2 separate regions of the Homo sapiens genome follow, and region 2 is linked to region 1. Evidence: chromatin loops called from intact Hi-C (ENCODE). Cell type or tissue: stomach. All regions are shown on one strand. Each heading gives the region's core, and the rest is flanking DNA. Links, peaks and the distances in the headings are about the cores only.

What was found. Hi-C counts contacts between places; a loop is a spot of excess contacts. Peaks named below come from ENCODE experiments on the same cell type or tissue, not always from the same donor. Only the 100,000 strongest peaks of a DNase experiment are listed, where the experiment ranks them.
Region 2: it touches region 1 in a loop (4-fold over the local background); 97 of 110 quality-filtered maps call a loop at or near these places.

The regions. Positions count from the first base shown.
Region 1 is chr1:27,387,586-27,403,057 of GRCh38, forward strand. GPR3 (G protein-coupled receptor 3) reads left to right here and starts at 5,037. Exons shown (of 2, transcript NM_005281.4): 1 at 5,037-5,152; 2 at 6,209-8,229. The coding sequence starts at 6,214. The coding sequence ends at 7,206. RefSeq lists enhancers at 3,653-4,189, 4,190-4,726, 5,264-5,799, 6,628-7,425, 11,562-12,514 and 1 more and a silencer at 4,741-5,240. In stomach, for the core only: CTCF peaks have their summits at 4,800 (motif pointing right) and 8,004 (motif pointing left); DNase peaks (open chromatin) are centred at 4,936, 7,976 and 11,836; H3K4me3 peaks cover 1,343 bases; H3K27ac peaks cover 1,820 bases.
Region 2 is chr1:27,600,031-27,615,502 of GRCh38, forward strand. FGR (FGR proto-oncogene, Src family tyrosine kinase) reads right to left here. Exons shown (of 13, transcript NM_005248.3): 9 at 15,404-15,472; 10 at 14,820-14,896; 11 at 14,400-14,553; 12 at 13,189-13,320; 13 at 12,034-13,092. The coding sequence ends at 12,884. AHDC1 (AT-hook DNA binding motif containing 1) reads right to left here and starts at 4,114. Exons shown (of 9, transcript NM_001371928.1): 1 at 4,076-4,114; 2 at 3,698-3,833; 3 at 3,367-3,464. RefSeq lists enhancers at 1-775, 1,486-2,082, 1,906-1,955, 6,388-6,682, 6,574-7,422 and 3 more and silencers at 3,289-3,368, 3,919-4,458. In stomach, for the core only: CTCF peaks have their summits at 6,524 (motif pointing left), 8,761 and 8,960; DNase peaks (open chromatin) are centred at 6,501, 7,351 and 8,791; H3K4me3 peaks cover 271 bases; H3K27ac peaks cover 2,238 bases.

The DNA of each region.
Region 1 (15,472 bases), core at 4,204-12,203:
GTTGGCCAGGCTGGTCTCGAACGCCTGACCTCAGGTGATCCACCCACCTCGGCCTCCCAAAGTGCAGGAATTATGGGCGTGAGCCACCATGCCCAGCCAGATGTTTATTAAGTAACCTTACTTACTATGCCATGTTGTGACCATCTGTGTACATGTTTGTCCCACTGGTCTGTGAGGCCCCCAAGAGCTCCCTACTTGAATAGATTTTAAGGATCTATTTGTAGATTGTCCATCCCTCCAGATTAAAACTGAAGCTTGGCCTGGCACAGTGGCTCATGCCTGTAATCCCAGCACTTTGGGAGGCCGAGGTGGGCAGGTCACCTAAGGCCAGGAGTTCGAGACCAGCCTGGCCAACATGGTGAAACCCTGTCTTTACTAAAAAATACAAAAATTAGCCAGGCGTGGTGGCATGCATCTGTAGTCCCAGCTACTCGGGAGGCTGAGGCAGGAGAATCGCTTGAACCCGGGAGGCGGAGGTTGCAGTGAGCTGAGATTGCACCACTGCACTCCAGCCTGGGCAACAGAGCAAGACTATGTCTCAAAATAACTAACTAAATAAATTAATTAATAAAACTGAAGCTCATTGAAGATGGCAGGGATTTTTGTTCACTGCTGTATTCTCTGTACCCGGGAAATAGAAGATGCTCAATAAATGTGTCTATTGACTGTTGAAAAGGCAGGAATTTGGCCAGATCATCTTTCTGTCCCTAGCACCCACTGAACAAACCCTAAGCCCAGGGGAACTGCCAGTAAATAATGGCTGAATGAATGGGTCTATGCTAAGAATATGGGCACTGATGATGCCTAGACCCTTGGGTCTTAGACAAGGGACTCAGGTGTGGGGATTATCTATGACTGACACACACACACACACACAAGCACACACGCACGAACACCCCCTCCCCGCCAATTCCTCCCTCCCCAAGGGATTTCTCCAACTGGTGAAGACAGAAGAGGCAAGGATAAAAGTCTCACCTGGAAGTGAGTCCTCACAGCCATCTGGTGGCCACCTGGAGAACTGCAGGTATTGTCAGCCCTAGTCAAACTTTAGCCTCAGCCCCTTCTGGGAAGAAGGTGACATCTAGGCCAGAATGGAAGGCACACTGGACTTGGTGACAGATGGACCTGGCTTCAGATCCCAGCTCTGCCATTTACTATGTGATTTGGGGCAAGTCCCTTGGCTTTCCTGGGCTTCACCCAAGAAATGGAGACATGGTCCCTCACTTTTGCAGGTTGTTGTAAGCCTTGGGCTCTGGCTGGGCACCTGGTAGGTGGGAAGGGTTGGAGGAGGTGTCAAGGAGGTAGGGACAGAGGGCATGAGGAGAATAGGAGAGAAGGAACTATCTCTTCCTTTAGAGAGCAAGTATGCGGGGAATGGAGACCTGATTGGTATGAGCACTTTTGGTGCGTGAGGGAGAGCACATGAGGTTCACGTGAAAACCCATAGCCCCCCTTTAGTCTCTTGGCTCTCCTGGGTTTCTCGGGGTTAGAAATGTCACTGCATGCCGGGTGCGGTGGTTCATACCTGTAATCCCAGCACTTTGGGAGGCTGAGCAGGGTGGATCACCTGAGGTCAGGAGTTCAAGACCATCCTGACCAATATGGTAAAACCCTGTCTCTACTAAAAATACAAAAAAAAAAAAAAAAAAAAAAGCTGGGCATGGTGGCGGGCACCTGTAATCCCAGCTACTTGGGAGGCTGAGGCAGGAGAATCGCTTGAACCCAGGAGGCAGAGGTTTCAGTGAGCCGAGATTGCACCACTGCACTCCAGCCTGGGCAACAAGAATAAAACTGTCTCGGAAAAAAAAAAAAAAGGAAAGAAAAGAAATGTCACTGCACTCTCTTTTCCTCTCTGGCTGCCTTAGGATCAACTTCCCTTGCAAACAACAGGATAACTATCAGGATCAGGAAGTTCATGACCAATACTTCAGTGGAAATGATGGTCTTCCGTGTCCTTCACCCTGGGAAGACAACAATACCTAAGACAGAAAACTAGTCAAAAAGTAGAAGACCACTCTGGATTTCATCTTTGTATTTAGAACCCATTTTGGGCTGGGCACAGTGGCTCATGCCTGTAATCCCAGCACTTTGGGAGGCCAAGGTGGGCAGATCACTTGAACCTACGAGTTCAAGACCAGCCTGGGCAATGTGGCGAAACCCTGTCTCTACAAAAATTACACGCCTTAGCCAGGCGTGGTGACACGTGCTTGTAATCCCAGTTACTGTGGAGGCTGAGATGGGAGGATTGCTTGAGTCCAAGAGGTTGAGGCTACAGTGAGCATTGATTGCACCACTACACTCCAGCCTGGGTGACAGACTGAGATCCTGTCTCAAAAAACAAACAAACGAAAAAAAAAGACAGAACCCATTTTGGTGGTGTTAAGACAACTGGCTTGGTTATGATTTATGATTCCTTGGATTATGCAAAGAAAAATTAATCCAAACACAGACTTGCAAGACATAAAAGAAAAAGACCTCAAGAAAACAGCTAAAGGAACTCAAGAACAGAATGACGACAGCCAGGGAGTCACAAGAGTGTGGTGCTGGTGCTGGCAAACAGGAATGGCTTTATCTGCAGCAATGGTGAAGATTTTTCACCAGAGGATCAATAAGCTACGAAAACTTAAAAAATATATAATTGCCATTCAGAGTAGTAGAAGATAGTCCCTGATACCCCCCTTTGATGCCAACCTCCCAGCAGCCTTCACCCATCGCAGAGACCAGAACTCTGTAGGGACCCAGCTCTGATGGGGGAGTAAATGGATCCCTGACCCTGAGTCTTGGGGCCCTGATGCCCTTGGATCCTCTCTCTGACACCCCCACCTTCCTGGGCACCAGGCATATTACTATTCTCTCTGTTTTCCTTTTTTCCTCTGGTTGTTCCCTTTTAGGTCAATCATCCAGTCCATGATTATTTCTTCAATACCCATTACATATCAGGCACTGTTCTCTAGCAGAAATGGGACATAGTCAGTATCCTCTTGGAGCTTAGATTCTAGTGGGGCTGACATGTAGTAAAACAAACAAACATGAATTCATTTATAATTTCAAGAGTGCTTCATCCTCCAAAAATGAATAAATCAAGAGAAGGGGAGGGAGAGTGATGGGGAGGCCAGTGGCGATCTGAGAGTTCAGAGCAGCCTGTTTCAGAAGTAATTCGGGAGCAGAGACCTGGATGAAGAGAAGGGTTGTTGTCAGAGGGGTCAGGTGCAAGAGCCCAGGAGGAGGAGCCCCTGAAGCCACTCCTCACTCTCTGCTCCCGCCCCTGGGTGACATTATTTACCCCTAAAACATCAGTTGCCACCTGCATGCCTACACCTCCCAGGTGTCCCTCATTATCCAGCTGTAACATTGATGGCCAATGGCAAGTAGAACCCACTCAACAACCCCATGAGGCCGGTACTAATATTATCCCTGTGTTTTAGATGAGGAAATAGGCACAGAGAGCTGAAGAAACTCTCCAAAGTCACCCAGCTAGGAAATGGAGAAACTGAGATTGGACACTTCCACCCCCTAAGCCCCCTAAACTCACCACATCCAACCTGAAATGAATCCTCTTCTCCAGCTCCGACCCCCTCCTCCTCCCATGTTCCCTGCCACTTGACCTTCTGCTGCCTCACACTCAAACCCAAAACCTGCCTGGTGGAGGCTGACCATGGGGGCTGCAGTGATGGTGCTGTGATGGGGGTGTCCAGTGGGGCCTGGGATCCTCAGGCCTCTTAACCTCATCTTCCCCTCCCACAGGCCTGCATGATTCCAGGGAGCATCAAGGCAAGAGACACAGGGAGAAGGAGCAGCCAGTCCCCCTGCCGCAGGACTGGCCACATCTGTCACATCTGGAGAAGTCTGCCCAGAGTGGTTCCCCTGGACTAAGGGCAGATGGCGTTGGGGAAGAGGGAGCTCTTTCTCCTTGCTCCACCCATCAGGATGCCTAAAATAGGAGGCTGAGAGGGGCCTGCCCTGAGGACTGAGCTGCCAGGCTTTCTGCTTCCAAGTTCTTCCCGGCTCCCCATCTCCTCCTGCTTCAGGGAAGTGCACCCCTCACCCCCTCCACGCTGGCTTTCTAGATACTGGAATAAATAATTCAGGTTTTGAAATCTTGCCAGGCCCACCCCTCCGGTGCTGTGAGGGCGCTATTGGGCTGACATGAGTGACGTCACCCAGCTCTTATCCCAGCCCCGGCATCACGGGACTTGCCCTGGCAGCAACTTACCTGCCTGGTCACTGTCAGTCCAGACCCTCTACCCTGTGCCCCTCACCCTGGAGCCCACTCACCACAGCCACCTGCTATCTTCGTTCCAGGGCCCCACAGTCCTCATGGCTTAGCATTGTCGCTTCAGTACCCCAGCCATTCTGACAGGGTAATGGTGACCTGAAGTCACCTGGACACTCCATGTTCCCAGGCCGCTGCCTCTGCCATCCCGGGGTCCCTGAACTCCCCCCTGCTGCATAGTCACCCTGACACTGCCATGGTTGCCCTGAGGGCTTCCCCTCTACCGTTAGCGTCCCACGGCCATCACCCCCCACCCCAAGATTCTGTCACCATGCTAATGTCGTCACTGCCACCCACCTCCCCGCTCCCTCGTGCTCCCTGTCATCGTCACCTCAGGGCCCCATCATCTTGGAAACCCTGTCATTCTCACCAGGGAAGCCCAACCAGCCCCATCACAAGCTCTTCCTTCGTCACCTGGATCTCGTCAGCCTCTCTGCCACCCAAGGGTCCCATCACCCCACAGCCTAGCCGGGCCCCCTTTCCACTCTTCCACCACGTTCCCTGCAGCCTCTCTGAGACTTCAAGGCTCTCGCACCGGCGCCTCTGAAACCCCCGGCCCGCAGAGGGCGCCGCGTCAAGGACAGCGCGGGCGGACTCGGGAGGGGGCGGGGCCGCAGCCACGGTCGCTTTTTATGAATGGGGGAGCGGGCGGTGCGAGGCCTTATTACTATGCCGCGCAACGCGCGCTGCGCCCCAGCGCGCCGCGCCCATTGGCTGATCGGACCGCTGACGTCACCGAACCGGTGGCCGGGGGCGGGGCGGGGTGACTCACGCCGCTTCTCCCGCGGCCGCGGGGGCTTCTCGGGGTCCACGCACGCCCTGCGCCGCCAGGACCCGAGCGGAGCCTCCCCGCGGCCCGGCCGCGCCTGGTCCTGAGCGGTGAGTAGCGGGCCCCGCCGCGGGCACCAGGGGTCCTGAAGGGCACGCAGGATGCTGGGGCACTGGGCCGGCGGAAGGCTCCTAGTGGCCGGCCGGGGTTCGAGTTCGAGGTGGGAATTCTGGGTTTAGGCGATTCTGGGTTAGCAGGCTTGGGCCCAAGTGCTCGAGTGCTGGGGTTGAGTTGGATGACCCGGCGAAGGGTAAGCATTCCTGCAGGGACCCGAGGCCCTGGAGGGACTGATGGTCATCTGAGGTTAAGCCGGCAGGAGGCGTCTGGGGCAGGGACCCAGGGGTCCGAACAGCAGGAGGTGTCCAATTTAGGAATCCAGGTATCCAGGCAGGAGGCAGAGTCAGGCCCAAAATCCAGGTGTCCGGGCAGAAGGAGGCATCTGACTCAGGGATCCAGTCTTCCAGCAGGGGGGTCTGCCCAGAGACCTAGAGATTCAGGCGGAAAGAAGGGTCCAGCCAGGAACAGAAGTCTGGGAGGGTGGGGGGTGGGGGGCTGAGTTCCCAGGTGTTACCGCGGGAGTGCGGGGTGATGGCTGGCGGGAGCTTCACGCGCATTCCCTGGGGGCGGAGTCTAAGGCTGGCAGTACTGAAAATCGTGAGGGGTCTGGGAGCCTCAGGCACGAGCTAGCATCATCATCTCTGATGGGAGGGAGCGGAGCTGCTCAGTCTCCCTGATGGGGTAGATGTTTCCCTACCCCAATCTTGAGCCTTCGGGGGCATCCCCTGGATCCTATGGCCCTCTTCCACTTATAGTACCCCTTCTTCTGTCTCTCCTCTGGTCACACACGTGGGAAAAAGAGACCTGCAGGACCTAGGACAGGGATCCCCAGGAAGAGACCCCTGTTTAGAGGCCTGGGGGCATTGGAGGGGACAGCGGTATCCTGGGAAGAGCCCCAGGGCATGAATGTGGGGATAAGGCATTGGGACCCTATCAGGTATCCTGAGGAGAGACTCCCACCACGTATCCTGAGAAGCACCTCACCCCCTCCAGACCCCAACTCCCATCACCCAGCTTGGTCAGCTTCTCACAAGGCCTTTCTCCTGCAGGTACCATGATGTGGGGTGCAGGCAGCCCTCTGGCCTGGCTCTCAGCTGGCTCAGGCAACGTGAATGTAAGCAGCGTGGGCCCAGCAGAGGGGCCCACAGGTCCAGCCGCACCACTGCCCTCGCCTAAGGCCTGGGATGTGGTGCTCTGCATCTCAGGCACCCTGGTGTCCTGCGAGAATGCGCTAGTGGTGGCCATCATCGTGGGCACTCCTGCCTTCCGTGCCCCCATGTTCCTGCTGGTGGGCAGCCTGGCCGTGGCAGACCTGCTGGCAGGCCTGGGCCTGGTCCTGCACTTTGCTGCTGTCTTCTGCATCGGCTCAGCGGAGATGAGCCTGGTGCTGGTTGGCGTGCTGGCAATGGCCTTTACCGCCAGCATCGGCAGTCTACTGGCCATCACTGTCGACCGCTACCTTTCTCTGTACAATGCCCTCACCTACTATTCAGAGACAACAGTGACACGGACCTATGTGATGCTGGCCTTAGTGTGGGGAGGTGCCCTGGGCCTGGGGCTGCTGCCTGTGCTGGCCTGGAACTGCCTGGATGGCCTGACCACATGTGGCGTGGTTTATCCACTCTCCAAGAACCATCTGGTAGTTCTGGCCATTGCCTTCTTCATGGTGTTTGGCATCATGCTGCAGCTCTACGCCCAAATCTGCCGCATCGTCTGCCGCCATGCCCAGCAGATTGCCCTTCAGCGGCACCTGCTGCCTGCCTCCCACTATGTGGCCACCCGCAAGGGCATTGCCACACTGGCCGTGGTGCTTGGAGCCTTTGCCGCCTGCTGGTTGCCCTTCACTGTCTACTGCCTGCTGGGTGATGCCCACTCTCCACCTCTCTACACCTATCTTACCTTGCTCCCTGCCACCTACAACTCCATGATCAACCCTATCATCTACGCCTTCCGCAACCAGGATGTGCAGAAAGTGCTGTGGGCTGTCTGCTGCTGCTGTTCCTCTTCCAAGATCCCCTTCCGATCCCGCTCCCCCAGTGATGTCTAGCTGAGTCTTCATGACCCTTCAACCCTGATTACTACAGAATTCCAGAATGTTAGGCTCTCCAGGGCTTCTTTCCAAACCCCCAGCTCCACACCCCCCAGACCCAGCTGGTTCTGGAGTTCTAGGACATTGGGTGTTTCAAGGTTCTGTTCAGATCCCTATGGGGGCCCAGCTGGCTCCACGGTTCCAGAATGTTCAGGTGGTCAGTGTTCTACTCAGAAATGTCTCACAGCCCAGCTGGGTTGCAATTCCAGAATGCTGGGAGTTTTACAGTGCCATTCCAAGTCCCAGATGTCCCTCTTCCCCCAAACTTGACCTTGACCATGTCACTTTATGTTTGAATTTCTGAGCTAAAGAGTCAGAGAGATTAGTCACATAGTTGCCTAAATAGGAGAGAGAAAGATTATATATGCACATATACAAAGACAGTGTCTATTTATGATTGATTTATTTATTTATAAATTTACTTATGGGTGGTAAGGGGCAAAAAAGAGGCCCACACCTTGATATCCAGGCCATACCAGGGTATCCCTTGTCCCTTCACCCCCATTTCTGACCTCAGTTCCTGGAGGGGGGAAAGGGTGAAAGAGAAACCACGTATTTTGTTATTATTTTGGATTATTTTTTATCGAAGAGATCATAGAAACCAGAGCCTTCTCCCCAGGCCTGCCCTCCTCGGGTTTGGAAGGGGAACACACCAGCCTCTGGTTTTTTATTTTTTTAAGAAGCCATCACCTGAGCAACCAAAAATTCCTCTGCGCTGGGGTCCGACTGCCCTCTGGTGGCCATTTGGGGAAAACTGCAGCCCGGCCAGGCAGCTGGGACCAGAATGCAACCCCAGCTCCACTCCAGCCTGGCGTCCAGGGCCACAGCCATGGCCTGGGGGCCAAGCCTCACCCTGCGGTGCCCTAAAGGAGGGGGGGCACGAGCCAACACCCCACCCCTCTGCCAACCGGGGTATGGCCCCCAGTGCATTCCCTGTTCCCGTCTCCAACCCAACTCAATAAAAAATGATTTTGTCATAAATATGTTTCCCTATGTGTGTGTGGAGGGTATGGAGTGGGGCCTGATGGGGGATGGCCTGGAATGAGAGGGTCAAGCCAGGCCTGGGGGGCCTGTTGGGGGATCTGGGGAGCTGGACAGAGGGTGGAGGGTGGCTGGCAGGTGACTCCTTCTCAGATGTCAGTGCCCCTCTGCTCAGACCTGGGCACTGACTGGCAAGGACCTTACCTCCTCCTGGTGACAGGAACCTGGGTGCTTGGCTCTTCCTGGGTCAAGGATGCTCACATCCTGCCCACACCGGCCACTGTGGGGCTTAGACATGATGAATATGCTCAAAGCATGTCAGTTTCCTTAATAATAATAGGTCCTACTTTTTTTTTTTTTTTTTTTTTTTTTGAGACAGAGTCTCGCTCTGTCCCCCAGGCTGGAGTGCAGTGGCGTGATCTCGGCTCACTGCAAGCTCCACCTCCCGGGTTCACGCCATTCTCCTGCCTCAGCCTCCCGAGTAGCTGGGACTACAGGCGCCCACCATCACGCCCGGCTAATTTTTTTTGTATTTTTAGTAGAGACGGGGTTTCACTGTGTAAGCCAGGATGGTCTCGATCTCCTGACCTCGTGATCCACCCGTCTCAGCCTCCCAAAGTGCTGGGATTACAGGCGTGAGCCAACGCGTCTGGCCAATAATAGGTCCTTCTAATCATGGGTGCCTACTGTGTGTCTGGCACACATGCTACCTCGCTTATGCCTAATAAGCATCCCATGGCACCGGTAGTGTCTTCTCCATTTTACAAACGAGGGAGCTGAGGCTGAGTGAGGGACAGCAGCTGGCCCAAGGCCATACAGCTAAAAAATGGTAGAGCCAGGAACATCTGTTTCCAGAATCTGTGCTGTGTAGTGAGTGATTTCCTTCCTTCCCAAGCCTGGAGCTTAGGACATTCTGGACCCTGATTTTTTTTTTTTTTTTTTTTTGAGACAGAGTCTTGCTCTGTTGCCCAGACTGGAGTGCAATAGCGTGGTCTCGGCTCACTGCAACCTCCGCCTCCTGGGTTCAAGCGATTCTCCTGCCTCAGCTTCCCAAGTAGCTGGGATTACAGGCACCTGCCACCACGCCTGGCTAATTTTTGTATTTTTAGTAGAGACTGGGGTTTCACCATGCTGGCCAGGCTGGTCTCGAACTCCCGACCTCAGGTGATCCGTCCGCCTCAGCCTCCCAAAGTGCTGGGATTACAGGCGTGAGCCACCGCACCCAGCTGGACCCTGATTTATTTTGGGGTTCATTTTTAGGGCCACATTTGGGAAGTGGTCGGAGGGGGTCTGGTCATTTTGGAGTCAGAAGAGCTTTTCTACGCAAAGGTGAGTGACTATCAGTGTGTGCCTTTGGGGACATATGTGTGCAGGACCCAGAGTTTGGGTACTTGAGGAGAGGAAGCTGACCCCAGAAAGAATGTGTCTATCAGGCCAGGGCAGCAGCAGGTTTGGGGTGTGGCTGAAGAGGAAGCTTTGATTGGCCAAGCCTCCCAGCTTCCCAAGCCTTATTTTTGGGCAAAGCTTGGAGGTGGGGCTCTTGGAGCATTTCTGGCTCACCCCTCCACATACAGACAGGAGCCCGAGGCCCAAAGAGGAGCAACCATTTGCTCAAACTCGCACAGCTGTGCCAGGCTAGGACACAGGCCTTTCTCCATTTCCCTGGCAGAGTTAGAGCCCTTTTGTCTGGTGTAAAGATCCCTCCCTTGGCCAGGTGTGGTGGCTTACGCCCGTAATCCCAGCACTTTGGGAGGCCGAGGCGGGCAGATCACCTGAGTCAGGAGTTCGAGACCAGCCTGGTCAACATGATGAAACCCTGTCTCTACTAAAAATACAAAAAATTAGCCGGATGTGGAGCCTATAATCCCAGCTACTTGGGAGGCTGAGTCAGGAGAATCGCTTGAGCCCGGGAGGCAGAGGTTGCAGTGAGCTGTGAGCCAAGATCGCGCCATTGCACTCCAGCCTGGGCAACAGAGTGAGATTCCGTCCCCACCCCCCAACCAAAAAAATCCCTCCCAGTAGTCTGAGGAGAGTCGTCATGCCAATAGGCCCAGGCACAAAGCAGGGAGGCCGCACCAGGTCAGGCCAAGCTTTATTCTATCCCCACCCTCCTGACAGGTCCCTGGGAAAAGTCCCTACTCAGCAGGCCCCTCCCCCACGCCAAACATTCCATACCATCACCGTGGCTTTGTCAAATGGGTACCATTGCTCCTCCCCATTTTACAAAAGAAGAAGTTGAGGCTCCAAGAGTAATGGGCCTTCATTCATTCACTGCTGTCCTTGTGGACAGCTTAAATTCTAGCTGGGGGAAATAGTAATACAAAGTTTTTCCCAAAATGTAATATTACACAGTGGTAAGTCCTCAGAGAAAGAGCAGGGGAAGAAGGATGGGGAGGGTGTGAGTAATTTTTAAATTAGGGTGCCCAGGAAAAGCCTCCCTGAGAGGTGACATTGGATTGGTCCAAAGTCAGAGGGTTGGTAAGGAGTTGAGCTGGGATTTGAACCCAGGCCCATTTGACTCTAAATCTCTTTCTTTCCTGGATGAGGGAGCGTGTTTCAGGAACAACCCAGAAACATCAAGCAAGGAAACTGGGGTAAATCCCCAGGCTGGGGGAAAGCAGGGGGTCTCCAGGTTAAACCCAGACCTCTGGAGGCACAGCACAGGGCAGGGCCTTGTTGCTGCCTCCACCATCATGCTCCTGAGGAGCCCCACCAAGGTCCAGAGGAGAGAGGCCAGGTGCCCGTCCTACCCTGGGTGAGTCTCAGCCCTTTGCTTCCCCAGCCCAGCTTCCAGCTCCAGGGCCCAAGAAGGGACCTGCCGCCATCCTTGTGTCTGGGAGGGCCTGTGTCGGGCCCCTGCACTGAGGGGCTTCCTCTGTCTCTCTGGGGGTGGCTGTGGGCTGGAGCTGAGGTGTTTCTGGCAGACTGGATCTGGGGTCTCTGCTTTGGGTCCTGGGCCTACCTTGAGGGGTGTTTGAATCTGTCCCTCAGGTTGGTTCCTGTGTGTGTGGTGGGGCTGGCTGGCTTTTCCCTCCTCCCAGGATTCTGCAGATCAGCTTAGCACTTCTTCCCAGTACCTCCACTCCATGCTTCCTCCAGGAAGCCTCCCTGCCTGAGCCCTTTTGTAGCTGTGAGAATGTGATCCATACAATATGCCTTACTACACCTCCCCTGAGTAAATATTTGTAGAGAAGTCTTCCCTCCCTCCTCAGAATGAAGACAGGGCTGTGTGTCCTTCCTCCAGTTGAGGGTTCCTGAGAGAAGGGATGTCTGTCTGCTCAAACCGAAGGCTCCTGAAGGCAGATCTTTCTCTCTCCTCAGAACTAGGGGCTCCTGAATACAAAGTCATGTCTCTCCCCTCAGGCTGGGAACTTCTGAGAGCAGAGCTGTCTCCTCCCTTAGGCTGGGGGCCTCTTGAGAACAGGGTCATGTCTTTTGCCTCAGATTGAGGATCCCTGAGGGTAGGACTGTGTCTTCCCCACTCAGACTGAGGCCTCCTGTGTCTCCTTCAAGCCTCAGAGTCCTCTGGTGCCCACAGCCTGGAGCTGCTCAGCACCGCATGCTTTGTGTGTGTGTGTGTGCGCGCGCGCCCGCGCATTTGCTTGTGTGTAATTGGGGAGGGGTAGCCACACCTCCCAGCCTCTCTGCCTCTGACAGCTTTCCAACCCCCATGCCTGATCCCTCCCAACTACAGGGGTCCAGGAAGGTCAGCTGGTGACGTGGCCCCCTGAATTGGGGGAGGCAAGGCTAGGGCCAAGAGCCCCACCTTCCTGCTGGGGTAGGCCCTGGGATGGGGCTGGAGCCCATCTCTCCTCCCCGCCTCCCTTGGTCCTATGTGGGTGTGTGGGGGCAGCCCTGAGTGCTAAGCCCCTGCCGGGGCCATGTCCGCCTCTCCTTGCAATAAGTGAGGAGACAGTAGCTATTAATATAAGATGAGTTCACGGGCTCACAGCTTCCGCAGGCTGGAAAACAGGCTCCCGGGGCTGGGGGCTGCGGCAAGGCTCGGCTGTCAGATTCCCTCCTGGAGCCTGGAGACCGCCAGTCCCGCATCCCCCAGCTCCTTCCATGCTGAGACCTGCGTGCACAGACACACACTCATGTCACATGCAGGCACACATGTATAGGCACCTGGCTGTTCTGAGAACACACACACAGGCAGACATGTATGTAGGTATACCCAGATGCACCTGCACACTAGCACACACACACTTGTGCACACAGATACATCACTGCACATGTGTACACTGACCATGTCAACTTTCTGTGCATATTTAGTGCTGAAGCACACACTTCAATGTACATGCCCTTGCACACATGTACACACCCTTGTGTGTGTGTACACAGGCACAACAACCATGTATGCATACCTAAACCCATTAGCACAGCCACATATACACAAAACCGCACTGCATATAATGTCCATAGTCATGTATACACATTTGCATGCAGCACCAGATTCAAGGACTTGAATGAATGCATGTGCACGCCCTTTCACACACAGCGTACACACACTTGCAAATGTTCCCCGCTGCTGGCAGTGCTCAGCAATCCTGAATTTACAGGCTGACCCTCGGTTTCCAGAACCAACGGGCTGGCTCAACCTCCGCTCCTTGTCTTCCCTCTCTCCTTGCGTCATCACAGGCAGCTCATGGCCCTGCCAACCCCAATGCCTGCCTTCAGCTTCCCGCCCCCCGGGGGGCCTCCGATCCATGATTAACCCCCTCGCTAATTGGCCACCAGCCCCTTGACTTTGCTGCAGGCCTTCTCAGGAGCTGGGAGCAAGAGGCTGCAAATTGGCCAAGCAGGATGGGTCTAGGGAATACTGTGCATGTTGAGGGTGAGGGTGGGGGTACTGCAAGCCCTGCATTGTGACTGGCTGGAGCCAGGTAGTGCACCCCCTATTCCAGGGCTGGGCAGAACACTGGCTTCATACTCTCTTGGGAGGGCACTCCTATGATTCATTATCTACACAGTCACCTGAAGCCAGCCCTGCATGCACATTTACACACACTCACCAGCCATGTGTGCAGACATATTCCACCCCACTTGGCACACTAACAGGTGAACATCTGCACAGACCCAAGTACACTCATAAATGTACCAAGTATGCATGCAAGCAAAATTTCATATGTTCATAGTCACCCGCCAGATATGCAGACATCATTTATATATGTACATCCAAACACACGAATGCAGTTGCATGTATATGGGCTCACAAACACATACACTTACACATTACACATGCCCATGAAGGTTCTAAGTGTGCTTGCAGGCATGCACCAACATCCAACTACTATCCACATTATGATTTATACATGTGGAGTCCAGATATGCATGCACATCCATCCATGCACACCGCTCACATGCGTGTATATGCCCTGATGAACAAGCTACCAAATGGCCGCACGCTAGGGAGAACCCTCTTTAGCTAGCCTCTGGCTTTACATAAAAGCTTGAGGTTTGCTCAGTCTACTGGTGGGGATAGGGAGTGATGGAACCCACTCAAGTTCCAACCTGTCTCTCCCCAGCCTCCTGGGGAGAGGTCCTGGGACCTCCTCTGGACTCCCCCTAAGCCTTCAGGCAGCCACATGGACCCTGTCATGGTTCCAACACAAAAGGCCAGAGATTCTGGCTTCCCTTGCAGTTTCAGTCTCCTTGGCTGTGGCTCAAGCCCACAAGGTGTTCTGCTCTCTTGTAGGCAGTCTAGGGCATTGGAAAAAAAGTTTCTATTTCCATGTCTGCTGCTAGCTTGCTGTGTGACTTCAGGCAAGTTGCTGTGGCTCTCTGTATCTTGTTTCCTCATCTATAAAATAGAACAAAAGGCGTTGTATTTGTAATCCTTCCAAGACACACACTCTGGGAGCGGCATCAGTTCCCAAGATGGTGCAACGCCAGAGTGGAGGGGCTACATACATCATCACAGTCAACTCTTTGTTGAATAGGTGAGGAAGCTGAGGCCCAAGGTGGGAGCTAGATCTGACCTCTGACTTCTCAGCCAGGAAGTCTGCTCCTTTTTAATGATGTGTGCAGTGTGAGCTCGTGTGTGCATACCGTGGACATGCACGGACAGCTTCTTAGGTAAAGGCAGGGAAGGCAGCTAGGCAGGACCCCTTGCCCCAAATATTAACCACTCTCCCTGTCATCAAGGGACTGGCAATTCTCCCATAAAAGATTCCTTTGGATGTGAAAGGCTTATTTATTTATTTATTTATTTGAGATGAAGTCCCGCTCTGTTGCCCAGGCTGGAGTGTAGTGGCACAATCTCAGCTCACTGCAGCCTCCACCTCCCGGGTTCAAGCGATTCTTGTACCCCAGCCTCCCAAGTAGCTGAGACCACGGGCGCACGCCACCAAGTCTGGCTAATTTTTGTATTTTTAGTAGTGACGGGGTTTCACCATGTTGGCCAGGATGGTCTTGAACTCTTGACTTCAAGTGATCCACCTACCTTGGCCTCCCAAAGTGCTGGGATTACAGGTGTAGGCCACCGTGCCTGGCCCATGAAAGGCTTTTTGTCCTTAAGCTTCAAGAGCACCCTTTAAGCGCCCACACCTCCTGGGGCTGAGGGGCAGTTCAGTGGGAGCACCTGAAACTGCTCCCAGCCCCATGATCTAGGAGGGAACTGGTTGACAACTAGCCCCGAGCAGAACTTCCAGGAAATGGTGCCAGGTTGCCCTGGCCACTGGGCAGCCAGGAGGGGGCAGTGAGGAACTGGTGGAGGCAGCAAGTAGGGAGGGCGGCTCCCGAGGAATGTGTGAGGGCTGCCTGCGATTATGGGTTCCTGAAATCATGTGCTGGTTTGTGTCCTTGTGCAAACAACAGGGATCTGTGCACGATATGTGCACCGGTCCTCATGTGCCCACTCACGTGTCTCTGTGAAGCCCCAGCCCATACCTATAGGGAACCCACTTTCTTCTTAGGTAGCCAAGGGTGCAGGCACTTCCTGCTCTAAAGGTCTGGGATAGCCAGGCCCTCAGCCAAGCTCACTTGATTTCAAAGCGAGAGCAAAAATGACCATCACCGTTCACTGCCCTTATAAAACTGGGCACCAGGGAGTGGGGCAGGTAAGAATGGAAACCTTTAACAGGCTCCCTACAACGTTAAAGCCCTCAATGATTTTGGATGGAGACTCAAGCCGTTTCAGTTGCATGGTAAACAGAGCATTGGGCTCTGGCTAGAGAGAGGCCTGTGTTTGAACCACGTTCTGTTCCTGGCCAGCTATGTGATCTTAGGCAACTGTGAATCT
Region 2 (15,472 bases), core at 4,474-12,473, 210 kb after region 1:
ATATTCCTAGGCCTTCTTGGTCCCCGGCCCCCACCTCCAGGGGCTGTAATTCCAGATTTTCTTGCCTGTTTTCTCTTTCACTCTCATCACTGGCTTTGGTCTCCATCTTTCTCTCTCTTCACCATGCATGTGGTTGTGGGTCGCTCCCCCGCCCCCCTCCCTGGGGGGGGCCCATCTGCAGGCATTAGCAACAATGTTACCCTTGCTTCCTCCCATAGTCCCCAGCTCCACTCCATCCTGGCTTCCGCCTCCCCACTCTGTCCCAAGAGACCCAGGGGACCCAGAGACAGAGCTGGGCTCCATCCCATAATAGTGAGTCTGCTTGACCTCACCAAGCCAGACCAGAAGGGCCTGGGCATCTGGTACACAGGCATGGCACCCCCTGGTCTTGGGTGGCTGGCATGAGACACAGAGCTCTGTGTTCTACAAACCAAAAAAAAAAAACAAAAAAAATTGAAATTGACCTGGGGGTGGGACAGAAGAGGGGAAGGGGGAAATGAGGGAGATCAGGTTTGCCTGGAGGAAGCCCCTGTCCAATGGGGAACAGAAGCATAGAGGTGGGAGTGGTTCAAAGTCAGTGCTCCAGGCTGATTGGAGAACAACAATGTCCCTCTGGGGCTCTGCCAGTCCAGAACAGCTCCCCCTACCCAAATGTCTTCTGCCAGGGGCAGTCTGCCCCTCAAGCCTCCAGCACAACCACAGCAATCAGGTGGAGACCCCATCTTTTAACCTTTTGAATCCAAGTCCAACTTCCCTACTGTACACCTCCACTTAGCTCAGCAGGGGGTTCCAGAAGCCTCCCAGCCCAGATCTAAGCCCATGCAGTGGGGGTAACAAAGTCCCCCAGCTCCCAAACCCCTTCCCCAAAGGCCCCATCAAGGGCTGGGGAGCAATGCAAAATAACCCCAGAACCCTCACGCATTGAAACTGAGAAGCTATGCTGTCCCACAGCGCCTGAGGGTGGTAGGGGCTCCCTGCCCCCACGACCCTGTTCCAGACCCCCCAGCCCAGCAACAATAATAAACAGCAAGCTCTTTTTCTTTATGACACCAAATTTCTCCAAGCCCAACAGCTCCTTCCATCACTACCTCAGCCATAGATCACATTAAAAACTCACAGAGGGCAACTTAAACACATCACATTTGTTTCTCTCTATATTATTTCAAAAGTAACGGCATTAAAAATGGATTTTACTACAGAAAATAAATATCGGCACGTGGGCTGGGAGCCCAGGCGGAGGAGAGCGCCCACCAGGGGAACGTTCCTGAGGGCTTGGGCACAGTTAGGCACTGACCAGACTAGAAAGGCCAGACTACACCTTGGGCTTGTGGGTGATTCCTGGGGAGGGGGCAATGCCTGCCCACCTGGGCATCTGCCCCAAAGCCAGATGAAGAAGGACAACTCACTGGTTTGGGCTGGTAGCCACTGGTCCCCCAAAGCTTATGCCCTTACTGGTCTTTGCAACCCCTGAAGAGTGGGAGCTCTGGGGCCAGAAGTTCACCAGTCTCTGGGGATTACTCCAACTATTGACACAGCAGGAGAAAAAAATGAATTCAACTTACTATCCAGTTTGATTTTCCATTACTATAAAAATAAATATACATCTGCTCAAAGGAGGGAGATGGCAAGCAGCATGCACATGCCACCTGGGGGGTCCCCCCACAACCCAGCCTTCCTACCCCCCCACCCCAGGTTGGGGGACAGACTGGTAATCTTTCACTTACAGCCCCAGCTCACACAGCCACACAGAACAGGAACAAGCCAACAATAGAAACACCCCAAATGCCCCTGGCAGGACTCTGCCCAGGCCCGGGCACATGCCCCCGCCCAGCCGGCGGCGACAGCAGCAGCGGACAAAATGTGGCCACCCTGACCCGGAGGCAAAGCTTGTCCTCACACCCTGAGCTCTGCCCAGGGAGCTGGGGCCAAGTCCCGCCTGACACCAACTGGTCCGGCGGGAAACGCCTGCCCAGCCAGACAGGCACAGGCCCCCCAAGGGTCCCTCCTTGTGCTCAGGGACCAGGCTGGTACAGTCCGGCCCTGCCTCCCAGGGTGACGCCTGGGCCCAAATTCAGCTGGCCCTGCCAGTCAGGCACTGGTGCAGAACCGAGGGCACCAGGCTCAGCCCCTCCCAGCCCAGCCCCAGGGCCCCCAAGCTGGGAGGGAGGGGAGACTCCCCACCCCTCCACATCTGGCCCTGGCCCCCAGGGTCTGCGGTAGAGAATTCCCGCCCCCGCTTCTCTCCCTCCTCCCGCTCTGTGCCCGCTGCCCGCCTCAGGGACAGCCCCAGCTCCCGCCTCCGGCCAGCAAGGCCCACATCCTTCCTCCCTCAGCTGGCCCCTTCGCCTGGCAGGAGGCTGGGGGGTCAGGCTGCTGGGGAACCCCCCCAAGCTCCCATCAGTCCTCATCCCCAGCCCCCAAACTCTGGGTTGCTGTCCCTTTTCCTGTAGAACAGGAAACAAGGTTATTTCCTAGACTCAGAGCCAGCCCCCTGCCCCTCTGGCTCTGCCCGGGGACCCAGACCCAGCAGGGGAAGGCGCCCTCAAGCAGCGAGCAGAGATTCAGCAATTCACCCCAGCTCCCTGCCTAGGGGGCTGACAGCTGTCACTCAGCACCCCACCCCCTGGGGAAGAGGGGGCCGATTCAATCAGAGCCCCAGAGGAAACGCATTGATAGGCGATTATTTATTTATTTATGCAAAAGTGAGCCGACTTTGTTCGCCAGGTAACCGGGCACGCGGCCCAACCCCTCCAGCCCTAGCCGCCCCCAAATCCCTCCTCCGCCCCACACCCCCTCCGGGTCATTAGGTCCCCGCCCCTCAACTCCCCGAGAGCCAGTGGATCCTAGGGATTTGGGGGTTGGAGGGGAGGGGCTCCTCCCTCCGCAGTCTCCCCTTTTCCCAGCGCCGATCCTAAAATCCAGCCTTGTTCTCCGCTCCCACGGTCCCCCCTTCATTCCCCCCCCCCCCACATTCTCAGCAAGCTGGAGAGCAAATTGCAGTTTTAAATCCAAAGGCGGAGGGAGGGGGAAGGAGGAGGGGGCGCGCGGCAGCGCTGGGCGCGCACCTCGCCCCCGAGCCGGGGGAGCCGCGGGGCGGCCAGGAAACCCGAGAACCCCCCCTCCCCGCCCCCCCTCCCCGTCCACCTCCCCCTCCCCCTTCCCGGCGCTGCCTGCCAGGCTTCGAGCCGAGCCCAGCCGAGCCGCGGGCCCCGGTGGAAACAAAGACCGATCGCACCGCGGGCACCGCAGCCACCGGGTCCAGCGGACCGGACCGGGGGACGCAGGCCCCCCCCGTGCGCTGCACAAAAGAGCCTGGCCGGCCGGTCCCCAGCGGGGGTCTGGGGCTGGGGAGGAGGCGCCACTCACCGGAGTGCTGGGCTGCCGGCTCCGTGGGTCCGAGCCAGGCGAGGGGTTTTGGGGGACGTCTGTCTTCCGGCGGTGGCAGCGACGCGGGCGCCCGGCTGCTGAGGAGAGGAGTCGTGGAGGAGCCCTGAGCCGCCCGCCGTCGCTGACAGCATGGCTCGCGCCTCGGCTCACATTCTCCGCCGCTAACTCCGCTGGACACGGCCCCCCGCTCCCGCGGCGCCCCCCCACCTCGATCACTCCTTCGCTCTCTCTGCGCCCCCCTCGCCCTCCCGCCGCGCACACACTCTCCCAGCCCTGGACACCCCCGCCCCCACCCCCCCCAATAGCAAACCTGGGAGGGAACGCGCCCCGCGTAGTCCTCCTGCTCCTCCTCCTCCGCCCTCCTCCCTCCCGCTCTCTCTGGCTGTCTGTCTGTCTCTCAGACTGTCTCTATTTCTCGCTCTCTCTGCCTTTCTCTGCTCTCCAAGCTGGGTGGGAAAAGGAAATGAGGACAGAAAGCAGACGCTGGCTTTGGGTGGTGGTAGCTGGATTCCCTCTCTCCCTCCCTCCCCCTCCTCCCCTCCCTCCTCCTGCCTTCTGCTCTCTCCGCTGCGAGCGGGGCTGAGCGCAGCCTGGCGGGTGGCTCGCTCTGCCCGCCCGCCCGCCTGTCTGTCTGTCTGGTCCGCCTCGCTCGCTCCCTCCCTCCGTCTCTCGCCCTCGCCCTGCCTGCCTGCCTCTCTCCGTCTCCGCCGCCGCCGCCGCTGCCTCTGCGAGCTCGCCTTACCTTCGCCGCTCACCATCCGGAACCCCAGGGGGGAGCGCGCGCGCGGCACGCCGGGACTTGTAGTCCCCGCCCCGGCCGCTCCGCGCGCGGGGAGGGCGGGGCCGCGCCGGCTGCTCCGACGGCGCGGCCAGGAGCCCCGGGGACCCCGCGCCTGGGGCTCGTCTGGCTGGAGCGCGTCCTCGTTTACCAACGGGCGAAGATCCTCCCCAAGGGTTAAGAATGGTCCCTGTGTTCCTTGTCTCCACCGGGGGGCTCTGGATCGAGCGGAGGTTGCGGGTGGGAGTGAAGGGGCGGGGTCTGAGAGTGGAATGGGAGTGGAATAGGGAACCAGGGGATTAGCCAAAGGGGCTGCGACTTTCTGGGGCGTCCCAATTAAATGGGAGGGGGAGAGGGCAGAGGAGAGGACCGGCTCTCTCAATCTGGGGACGTTATCCTTTTCTGAAAAGGTTTCTTATTGAGTAAAGCTCAAGTATATATGGCGGGAGGGCTGCTGGGGCGGGGGAGCGGGGGAGACCCAGCCAGCGCTGCTTCCTCACTCAGTGACCCCTCCTCTCAAACTCCGACCTCGGTTTCGCCCTTGCAACTCCCAGCTTTCCTATATGTCCAAGGGCGGCGAGGGCTCAAAAGTCCTGGATAATCCGCAGATAGAACACACACACCCTTTTCCGAATTCTGCTGAGCATTTGCGTTGTGTCAGGAAGCAGGATTCAGATTGAACGGTGCTGACCTCCTGCCGCGGCCGGGGGCTGGGCTCAGCACTTTCACCTACCTCCTCTTCAGGTCACATGTGTTCTCCAGCCCCTGCCTAGCCTATCCCACAGATGGGAATGTGCGCTGCTTGGGGGCCTTGTTACCGCCCCCGGAGATGGCTGAACTGCTGCGGTAAAATAGTGCTGTTATTTCCATTTTAGAGATGGGGGCACTGAGGTCCAGGTTCTCCAGTTAGCAAGTGGCTGAACCCAGCTGGATTTGAACCAGGGTCTGACTAACTCCAAACCCCACAAGCTTAACCCCTGGGCTATGACAAGGAGTTGTGACTCCCTCCATTTCTGTAACTGACCTTCTCTCCCTGTGTCTGTGTGTCCTTTCTTGGCACTTCAACAAATGTTAACTGAGGTATGCAGGGCTTGCAAGGGACACGGAGATGAATAATGCATAGTGGCTGTCGTGTCCTGTGTCCTAGGTGTCTACCAACGCCGGCCCTGACTGGCCCTGCGGCGGTCCCACCTCACTGGACCACCTCATCTGTGTGTCTGATGTTCCACACCCTGTGTCTGCTGGCCTTGTCTATCTTGCTCCAGGTCTGAAGTTCCTAGAGCAGTGCCTTTGTCTCTGGCCTACCTGTTTCTGACTCTTCCTTTGGCCTTGCAGGGTGTTGGCCAGTGTGTGACAAAGGCAGCTGGTGACATTTTGCCAACCGCAACTCCCTGGTCACTATCTTCCCCACACCTTCACTCCTTCCAAGCTCCTTCTCTATGGCAGTCCAGTACCCCCAGAGGACAAGAGAGGGGATCTGGGGAACACTCTCTATTGGCCCTTGGCAGAGGGTGTGTGCAGCAGTAATAGGAGAGGTCTAGGGCTCTAAACGGGACACTATTGATTTGGCATCATGGGGCTGCCATGACCGACTGGAGAGGCCCTCATCTTGGAGCAGCTTCTCCTTGCAGACAAGTTAGGACTTGGGTTCAAAGATTTATTCATTGAATGGGAAATATAAGGTCAGATGCTCATAAAAGTAGTGGCTAAAGTCATTAGAGATTCTGCAGCTCCAAAGCCTGGGCCTGAAGTGATCCCAAATAGATGAGGCTTTGGCACCTTGCCCTAGCTGGCCCCCTATAGGACAGACAGACTTCGGCGTTGGGGAGGGTGAAAGAGACCCAGGTTCCTCCTCCTTTCTCTCCCTTCCCCCATTACCCATTAGATTCTGCCTGTAGTCATGAAGACTCTACTCAGTTTGAATCAAGTTTTAGGAGGGAGTTGGGTGGGATAATATAGGATGGTTTCTGGGGTGTGGAGAGCCCCAGTAGGTTGAGATGAAGGGGAGTTTGGGAAAAGCATGGGAGGGGGAGGTTAAGTAATGAGATGCAGAGGGCAAGATTAGTAGGGCCCATGGCTCTATGAGTTAGAGGGAAATAGAAGTTAGGTAGGGTTTCTCGAGCATGCCCCTCCCACCCCAGGCTACTTCAGCGGTCCCCTTCCCCTGTGAGGGTGAATTCCATTGGCCCTTAAAGTGTTGATCATCACTGGAAACCAAGCATTGCAGAGTCTCCCTGTTATTTGGGGGCTGGTCTTTTTCGTGGAGCCTCTCCAAATTGTGTTGAGTTTGGCGGGGGGTGGTCTCCCCAAACTCAAGTTGTCTTCCCGTGGGCTGCTGCTGCCACCTAGTGTCTAATCTTCGTTTCTGCTTCAGCAGTTGTCAGCGAGCAGGAGGGAAAGAAGGCTTGAGGCAGAGGACACAGGTTCTGGAAGAGCCTGCATCATCCCTCTCTGGGCTCAGCTCCCTCCAGCCGCTTTTGTTTCGGTGTAAGCAGAAGGTGGTGTAGCTAGACCCTGGAAAATAAAGATGAGAGTCTGGAATGGGGCCTTGGGTTTGAGAGGCCATGTGGAGCAGGAGCTAGACAGGCCTGGTCCTGATCTTGATTTTACTTGTGTGTCCTCAATCTGTGTGAGTCTCAGTTTTCCCATGTGTAAAATAGAAGCAGAGCTGTTGAGAAGATTAACTGAGCATATAGATGTAAAAGCACTGTGAAAACTGGCAAGGGCATGGTGAGAGAGATGATGAGTCACACTAATAATGACAATAACTGACAGGTCCCAGCAGCCTGGAGCCAGGCCCCCAGACCTCATGGAAAGGGCAGGATGAAGTGAGTCTTGGGTAGGGACTAGCACGGCCCTCCCTGAATATGGAAGTTCTGGGGGTGGCCCTACTCCTGGGGCTGCTCAGGAGAGGTGTGGACTGCTAGAGGGTGGTTCAGCCCAGTATGCAGAAGGGGAGACGGAGGCTTAGAGAGGTTGCGGGCCTATCCTAAGCTATTGAGCTGCAGATCCAGGAACAAGAGGCCCATTGGACTGGAGCCATTATGGCCCTGGTTTTCCCCTTCTTTGGATGGGAACAGCTCAAAGCTGGAGCCCAAGAGACCACGCAAGCAGGAAGCCTCCCTCATTGTGGTACAGTGGGGACTAAGGCCCCCAGGCTCTGTTAGCCCTCCTCCTGGGCCAGCCCCTTTCCCCTCCCCCGTGCAAGTCCTCCCACATTCCTCTAGGCCACAGGAAACCCCAGCTGCAGCCCAGACTTCAAACAGCTCCTCCCTCTGGGGCAGGGGGTGTGGGAGGAGAGGCCAGAGGCCAGAGGGCAAAGGTCAGCTTTGTTCCTGCCGGAGGTGGTGAGGGACCTGGGGGAGACAGAGGGGGAGCAGGGTCGGGCCCTTGACAGCCACACTGAGTGTGTGTGAATTCCTGTGGCCGTCAGGGTTGTGTGATTCCCGCTGTGCGCCTGTGTCTGGGGGGTAACCCTGTGTCCTCGGTTTGCTTTCGCTTGCAGGCCTGACTTCTGTGTCTGAGTGTGAAGCAGTGCATGTTTGTCTGTGGGTGCTCAGCCTGGGATCCCACTGACACGTCTGTAGGTGCCATTACTTGTATCGCTATGTCTGGTTCATAGGCGCGGTCAAAGCTGTGTGTCCTATGAGTGTGACCTGGTATGGTTCTTTGTGTCCCAGAGGGGTGTCCGTCTCCTGCCTCTTCGCCTCCTATCTTTCCTCTCCATTGTCACCAAAGAGTTCCTTCTGAAAGTGAATCTGGCTGGGCGCAGTGGCTCATGCCTGTAATCCCAGCAGTTTGGGAGGCCGAGGCGGGCGGATCACTTGAGGTCAGGAGTTCGAGATAACCCTGGCCAATATGGCAAAACCCCGTGTCTACTAAAAATACAAAAATAAGCCAGGCGTGGTGGCTCCCGCCTGTAGTCCCAGCTACTTGGGAGGCTGAGGCAGGAGAATCACTTGAACCCGGGAGGCAGAGGTTGCAGTGAGCTGAGATGGCACCACTGCACTCCAGCCTGGGCAACAGTGAGACTCCGTCTAAAAAAAAAAAAAAAAGTGAATCTGACCTGCTCAAAACCCTTCAGTGGCTCCCCATTGTCCAAGGCTTAGGATCCCAGCTTGAGTGCATGGTAGACAAGACCCATGCCTGCCTTTGCCATCTTCATCTTTAGCCACTAACCCCTCTGAAATTTCACATTCCTAGCACACCTACCTAATTGTAACTCCCTGAGCAGTCTCATTTCTTGCCTTTGAGCTCACTTAATTCTGTCCAGTCTGGAATGTCCTTCTGTTGCTTCTTTCTTTACCAAGCAAACTCTTACTCTTGTTTCTGATGAATCAACACCTCCTCTGAGAAGCCTCCCAGACTTCCCCCTGCCCAGTTGAGTTAGGACTCTCCCCTGTTCTCCCACATAGCTTTATTGTCATTTTCTGCCCGCATCTGTCCTGTTAGCACCCATCACCATTAAACTGTGACCTCTTTGAGAGCAGGAACTGTGCCATATCTCCTGTCCTGTGGTGGGAAGTTTCTGAAGAGACCTGGTTCTCCCATCCCGGGAGGGGGGAAAGTTTCTTGCAGTTTTGGATGTAGTACTCAGAGTCACCACTAGAGAGAGTGTGAACATCACTGCAGGACCATCCAGGCTCGTGTGTGTGTGTGTGTGTGTGTGTGTGTGTGTGTGTGTGTGTCTTCGATACTGTACCTGGGGTGTGTGTGTGTGTGTGTGTGTGTGTCTTCAATACTGTACCTGGGGTATGTGTGTGTGTGTGTGTCTTCGATACTGTACCTGGGGTGTGTGTGTGTGTGTGTGTGTGTGTGTGTGTGTGTGTGTGTCTTCGATACTGTACCTGGTGGAGTGGAGAGAGGATCCACTCAGCTCAGTCCCGGAGCAGTGGGATCCAGAGTAGACTCCATTCCCCACAATAAGTCCTGGGTCCCCCAGATTTCTTCTTTCTTTTCCCCACAACTCAGAGCCCATACCCCTTGGCTTTCCCCCTCCTACTTCTTGCCTCTGACTCTCCATCCCTCGTCTTCCATGCCTCATCTGCACCCTCAGCCCTCCCATGCCTAATTATTGGCACTTGCCTGGCCTGAATGGGCCTTACTCTACCATACGTCTGGGCCTTTGCACATGCTGTTCCCTCTGCTGGAGATGACCTCACCCTCTGGCTGCTTCATCAGGCAGACTTTTATTTCACAGACTCCAAGAAATCCCCCAGACTTGGCTCCCAGACTGACCTTGCCCCTAAGTGTTGTCATTGTTTACTGTTTTGCCTCCTAGACAGGACCAGCCTACAGGAGACATCAGTAGATGTGTGTGAAATTAATAAATGACTTAGTTCTTTTACGAGTACAATCCTCAGCATGTAGGGAGCTACCCCTGAGCCCTACGTGCACCAGGCCCTTCCTGGACCTGACTCTGGGTCAATATGACACTTTCCCATGCTGCTCCTTCAAATAAAGAAATGTGACCCGGGGAACACATGAGACTTTGAGTTCAAATCCTGGCTGTACCATCCACCTGTATGACCTTGAGCCAGTGTTGTAGCCTCTCAGAGTCTTGTTTCCTCTTTTGTAAAATGGGGATAATCACACATCTGCGCTGCCTTGTGGTGAAGATCAAATTAGATGATGCATGCAAAATACCCGCATTAGTCAATTAGGTGTCCTCCTCCCCCACCATGAACTTGGAAATAAAATTGCCCTCTGAGTCTTAAACCAGTAAAATCCACGCATCACGGAGGAGAAGAGCCAGGTGGGGGAGTGAATGAGGCGAGAGATGGTTTTGTAAACGACTGAAGAGTTTTGTGAACGGTGCAAACCGCAATCAAGGTGACCCGCCTGTAATCTCAGGGAGGCAGGGCGAGGATGTGATTGAAATTGAGAAAGCAGAAGCCTAATCAATTGCATTGTGCTCTATCTGAAGGGAACAGAAGGCTGCACAGAAAACGGGGTGCAAGGGAGAATTCATCTAGCTGTTTCAGAGGGAGAGACAAGGAAGGCACCAGTAGACACAGGGATTCCAGGCTCAGGAGGCTCTGGTCTCTACTGAGGAGCAGCGAGGGCCCTGGTGAACTCCAGGTGGTTCACTGCCCTGCTGGGCTTTCATTGAAACCAAACGGGCATCCTGGTACCAGACAGAGCCCTGTAGGGCAGACAAGAATATTCTGGTCCCAGAAAAAGGCTGTGGAGACTGAGAGCACTGATTTTGGAGTCAGAAGACTTGGTGTAAGCCCCTGCTCTGCCACTTCTGTCCTGCTGATTCACTTCACTGTGCCTCAGTTTCCTCATTAGCAACATGAAGATACAACAAACTCCTCCTCATAGGGATCTGCGAGGATAAAATCGCAGCATGCATGCACTTAGCAGGATGCCTGGCACACAGTCAACAATTTGCAAATGGTAGTGACAGAGAGAGCTCACATGTATTGATCATTTGATTACTATTTCACAGATGAGGAAATTGAGGCTTCGAGAGGTGAAAAACTTGCACTAAACCACACAGCTAGTGAGTGGTGGAGGCAGGATTCACACCAGGCACTACAGCTCCAGAGCCGTGCTCTTCTCTGCTTATTTCATGGCAGGCAGAATCACTGGCCTCTGGCTTATACATCAGGCTCTTGTGAGTTTGGTCAGCCAGAAACTGTGGCCCTTGGGAAGCCTTGGCCCCTGAGACTTTTTCTGTGGAGCTAAGGCTCCCACCCCTATGACAACCCCTCTGAGCAGCCATTTGGCTTCTCTCCATCTTACTGCTCTCATTCAGCAACCCCCAGCACAGGGCAGGACACAGGGAATTCTCAATCTGCATTGATTGCCTTATCTTTCTTTCCTTTAGGTCACCCAGCATAGGAGGATTTCCAGGGAATCTTTCTACCAATAACTAGAGGAGGAAGGATCACACACACACACACACACACACACACACGCACACACACACACTCCACAGAGGCTCTCTTCCCAAAGCCTAGAGGCAATGAAGTCTAGTGAAAAGACCATGAGCTTTGGTGTAAGATCTAGGTTCAAATCCTAGCTCTGTCACATACACTGCATGCTCTTGGTACATCATGTAACCCCTGAGCCTCAGTTTTCTCACCTACAAATGGGGCTAATCACAGAACCAGGCTCAGTACTGGATTAAATTGAAAAGATGGCTGTAAATACATCTGACATTCAGAAGACACTTAATAAGTGAGTTATTATTATTATAATTTTCCTCCTCTGCTTGACTATGAACTCCTCCTCCAGGGCAGGGACAGGTCTTATTCATGTTTGTGTTCCCAGGGTCCTCCTTAGCAAAGAGTCAATGCTTTGCAGAGTCAATGCTCAGTAATGATTTGCCAATTGCTGCAGTGATTCCCAGCTCCCAGATTCCTTCTCTGTCCATTCCCTTAGTAAGTCAGATGGTCAACAAACATTTTCTGATGGGAGAGGTGGGAATCTTTATTCCCTGCTCCCCTTGTTTCCACACGGAGGCATGTCAGCTTCCAGAGTTTCTCTCAGGGGAACGAGGGAGTGGGAAGATTCATCATCGCGCAGGTGCACTGCAGATTGTTCAGCATCCCTGAACCCTACCTGTAGGATCCAAACAAATCAAACTGCCTTCAAACCTCTCCAAAAGCTCCCCTGGGGGCAAAACTCCCCTAATGAGATCCAGTGAGTTAGACTAACCCTCAGGCCTCTTCTCTCTCCTCCCCTCTCTTCTGTCCTCTTTTGGAGAGTCTGACAGCTCCAGAGGGTCCACTGTGGTCTTCCTCCCTGCCCTGGCAAAGGAGGCCTAAGGTTGTCCCATTGCGCCTGTGATGAATGGCAAATCTGATGAACTCAGATAAAGAATTAGCAAACCTATTATACACAGATTGAAGGCCATATCAGCAACGAAGGGGACATTTTAATGTATCTTCAGCTGCTTGTCTTCTAAACTCACGTGCAGATGAGCAGTGGGACTCTGGGTGTTCTAAAACTCCACACCTTGGATGCCCCGTGCTTGGTAGGCATTAGGGCCCTCTCCAGCTTCCCCTGCTGCTGCCTGTAGCCATATCTGTCCGTTCACCCCCTATTGACCACCCCCGCTCCCAAAGGAAGGTTCAAGGGTATTTCATGGTTTGAGGATTCATATTGTCATTTTACTTATTTACAGAATCAATAAACCAACACATACACACTATTCAGAGAGGTGGGAAGTGCTCTGCAACCTTCTCCCTCAAACCTGGGCCCAGACCCCAGTCCTGGACCACTGCATCCACCCAGCAGGAAAGGGGTCCAGCCAAGACTTTTCCTGACTTTGTAACTTACAGACACAAGAGAATAGAGGGTAGAAGGGAAATTCTTGGCACCTGGACTAGAGTGAGATAAAAGGAGAGTAGGAAAGCAGTGATAGGAGAGAAGTGAGGGAGGTACATACAGTTTTATAAATAACTAGACAAGGTCTGAGCACTTTGGGTGGGGATGGAGTGAGAAAGGCTACAGGCATGTAGGGGCCTAAGTGGAAAAGGAAGAAATAGTGCTTGGGGCCAGAGCGGATGAGAGATCAGCTCTGGGCCTCCTTTTGCCCCATCTGTAAAACAAGTAGGTTGCCCTAGGTGGTGTCAGAGCAGCCACGTCCTCGGTGATGCTAGGACTCTATGGGGTTCTAAGCCAGCCTGGGGGCTTTGGAAGAACAGCTCTGGGGATTGGCAAGGACTGGTGGCCACCGCCAGAGAGGGTTGATGCCCGGACAGGCTATGTCTGATCCCCGGGCTGGTACTGTGGTTCAGCGGAGGTGAAGTAGTCCTCCAGGAAGGACTGCAGGTACTCGAAGGTAGGCCTCTCCTCCGGGTCCAGACGCCAGGTCTGTTCCATGGCCTCGTACAGGGATGCTGGGCAGCCTGGAGGGCACGGCATGTGGTAGCCCTGCTCCACCTGTTCCAACACTTCCCGTTTATTCATGCCTGAAGGATGGGTCTCTGTCAGTCAAAGGGACAGCCAGGTGGAAGCCCTTCCCCGTGACCATCCCCCACCCCAGCCCTACCCCTGGCGAGGCAAACCTGGGTAGGGGATTCGGCCCTTGGTGATGAGCTCAGTGAGCAGGATCCCAAAGGACCACACGTCTGACTTGATGGTGAATCTGCCAAAGAGGGCAGCTTCTGGGGCTGTCCACTTGATGGGGAACTTGGAACCTGGAGAAGATGGGGGAGCAGGGAAAGTTAGTGAGGGGGTCCCTGGAAACAGCTGGATTAAGAGAATGGGGTCTGGGCGCAGTGGCTCACGTCTGTAATCCCAGCACTTTGGGAGGCCAAGGCAGGCGGATCACTTGAGGTCAGGAGTTTGAGACCAGCCTGGCCAACATGGCGAAACCCTGTCTCTACTAAAAATACAAAAATTAGCCGGGCATGGTGGCGGGTGCCTGTAATCCCAGCTACTAGGGAGGCTGCGGCAGGAGAATTGCTTGAACCTGGGAGGCTTCAATAACCTGAGATCGCACCACTGCACTTCAGCCTGGGTGACAGTGAGACTCCATCTCAAAAAAAAAAAAAAAAAAAAAAAAGAGACAGAGAGAGAATGGGGACTCTAGGGATGAGGATTTCGGGGATCCTGAGCACAAGGGTCTCTGGGCATAGTAGAAAGGACATGGTATCTAGTCAACACCTACTATGTGTCTAGTATAGTGATGGGCACTTTCCAAAAATCGCAATAATTCTTATCCTAATAACGGCCAATACTTGGCTAGCCTTTCCTGTGTGCCAGACACTGTTTTAAGTGATATGCATGCATTAACTCATTTAACCCTCCCAAAACCCCCATGAGATAGAGACTCATTTTACAGACGAGGAAACGGAGACACTGAGTAGTTAGGTAACTTGCCCAGATCACAGAGTTAATACCTGGCTGGGATTCATACTCAGGCATTCTGGCTACAGAATTCCCACTGTTACACGCCATTGTCTTTCATTCAAGAATTATAGCTGTGCCTGTCACATAGCAGGTGCCTGGTAAACATCTGCTGACTTCCTGTTATCTGAATATTGTCACTTTACAGAAGAGAAACGGCAGCTCCCAGAGGTTAGGTGACTTGCCCAAGGCCACATGGCTGGTAAGTGGCCGACCTGGGATTTGAGCCCAGAATTGCCTCTCATACTACATCAGGATGGGGCGACTCGGGCGACCTGGAGTGAGGAAGGGTTCCTGAGTGCGTGGGGCCCCATGGAAGTCCCTTGTTGCATGGGGAGCTCTTGGAAGGTGGGGTGAAGCAGGGCACCTTGGCAGGGGTTGTACTCATCGTCCTTGATGAGACGCGCCAAGCCAAAGTCTGCGATCTTGCACGCCAGCCGCTCCCCAACCAGGATGTTGGCTGCCCTCAGGTCGCGGTGAATGTAGTTCATGCGTTCCATGTAGGCCATGCCCTCAGCTACCTGGGGGACCATAGTGTGGAGAGATGGGAGCTCATGTGGACTCACAACACCGTGGCCTGTTTGAGGGGTGAGGGACCATTTGAAAAACCCACTTTCCAGAGGGGGAGACTGAGGCCCAGAAAGAGAGGCAGTACCTCTCAGGCACAGCTGGAGGCACAGCTGATGCAGGGGGCGGGGCCGCCCTCCCAGGCGTTTGAAGGGACAGAGAATTTGTGAACAGTTAATAGGTGGGAGGTCCGGGAGGTAAAGGCTGCTGGCCCAGTTACCTGGGCTGCCATGTCCACCAATTGGGGCAGCCTCAAATCCTGGCCCTCTGGGTTCTTGAGAAAATCCAGCAAGCTGCCTGGGAAGAAGCCAGAAAGTCAGCGGCAAAGCCCTACCCCGGGCCCCAGCCCCTCCTCCTCTCGCTTGACCCCGCCCCTCAGCCCCTCCCACCTGGACCCGCCCCTCACTTAGGACCCCGCGGGTGCCTCAACCCCTCACTTGTCTCGTCCTGGCCCTGCTGCCAGACACGGACTCTGCCCACATCTCGTTTCTTCTGTTCCTTGGTGTTCCGGACACGACCCACCCAGACTCCGCCCCAGACCCTCCCTCATTCCCGATTCTGCCTTCGTTAGCCCAAGCCCTACCCGCCTAACACCGGAGGCACCGCCCCCCTCCCCAGCTCCCTAGTGGTCTCACTCGGCCCGGCTCCCACCTCAGCCCTCCAGTCGTTTTACACACCTGGTCCCTTAGTGGGACTCTGCCCATTGTCCCTTGTCCCTCACAGATCGCGTCCCAGGTCCCACGCCTGAAAACTCCCCTCTTAACTTCACCCCGAATCCCGCCCGACCAGGCTCCGCCTCCTGACCGTGACACATGAACTCGGTCACGATGTAGATGGGCTCCTCCGACACCACGGCGTACAGCTGCACCAGCT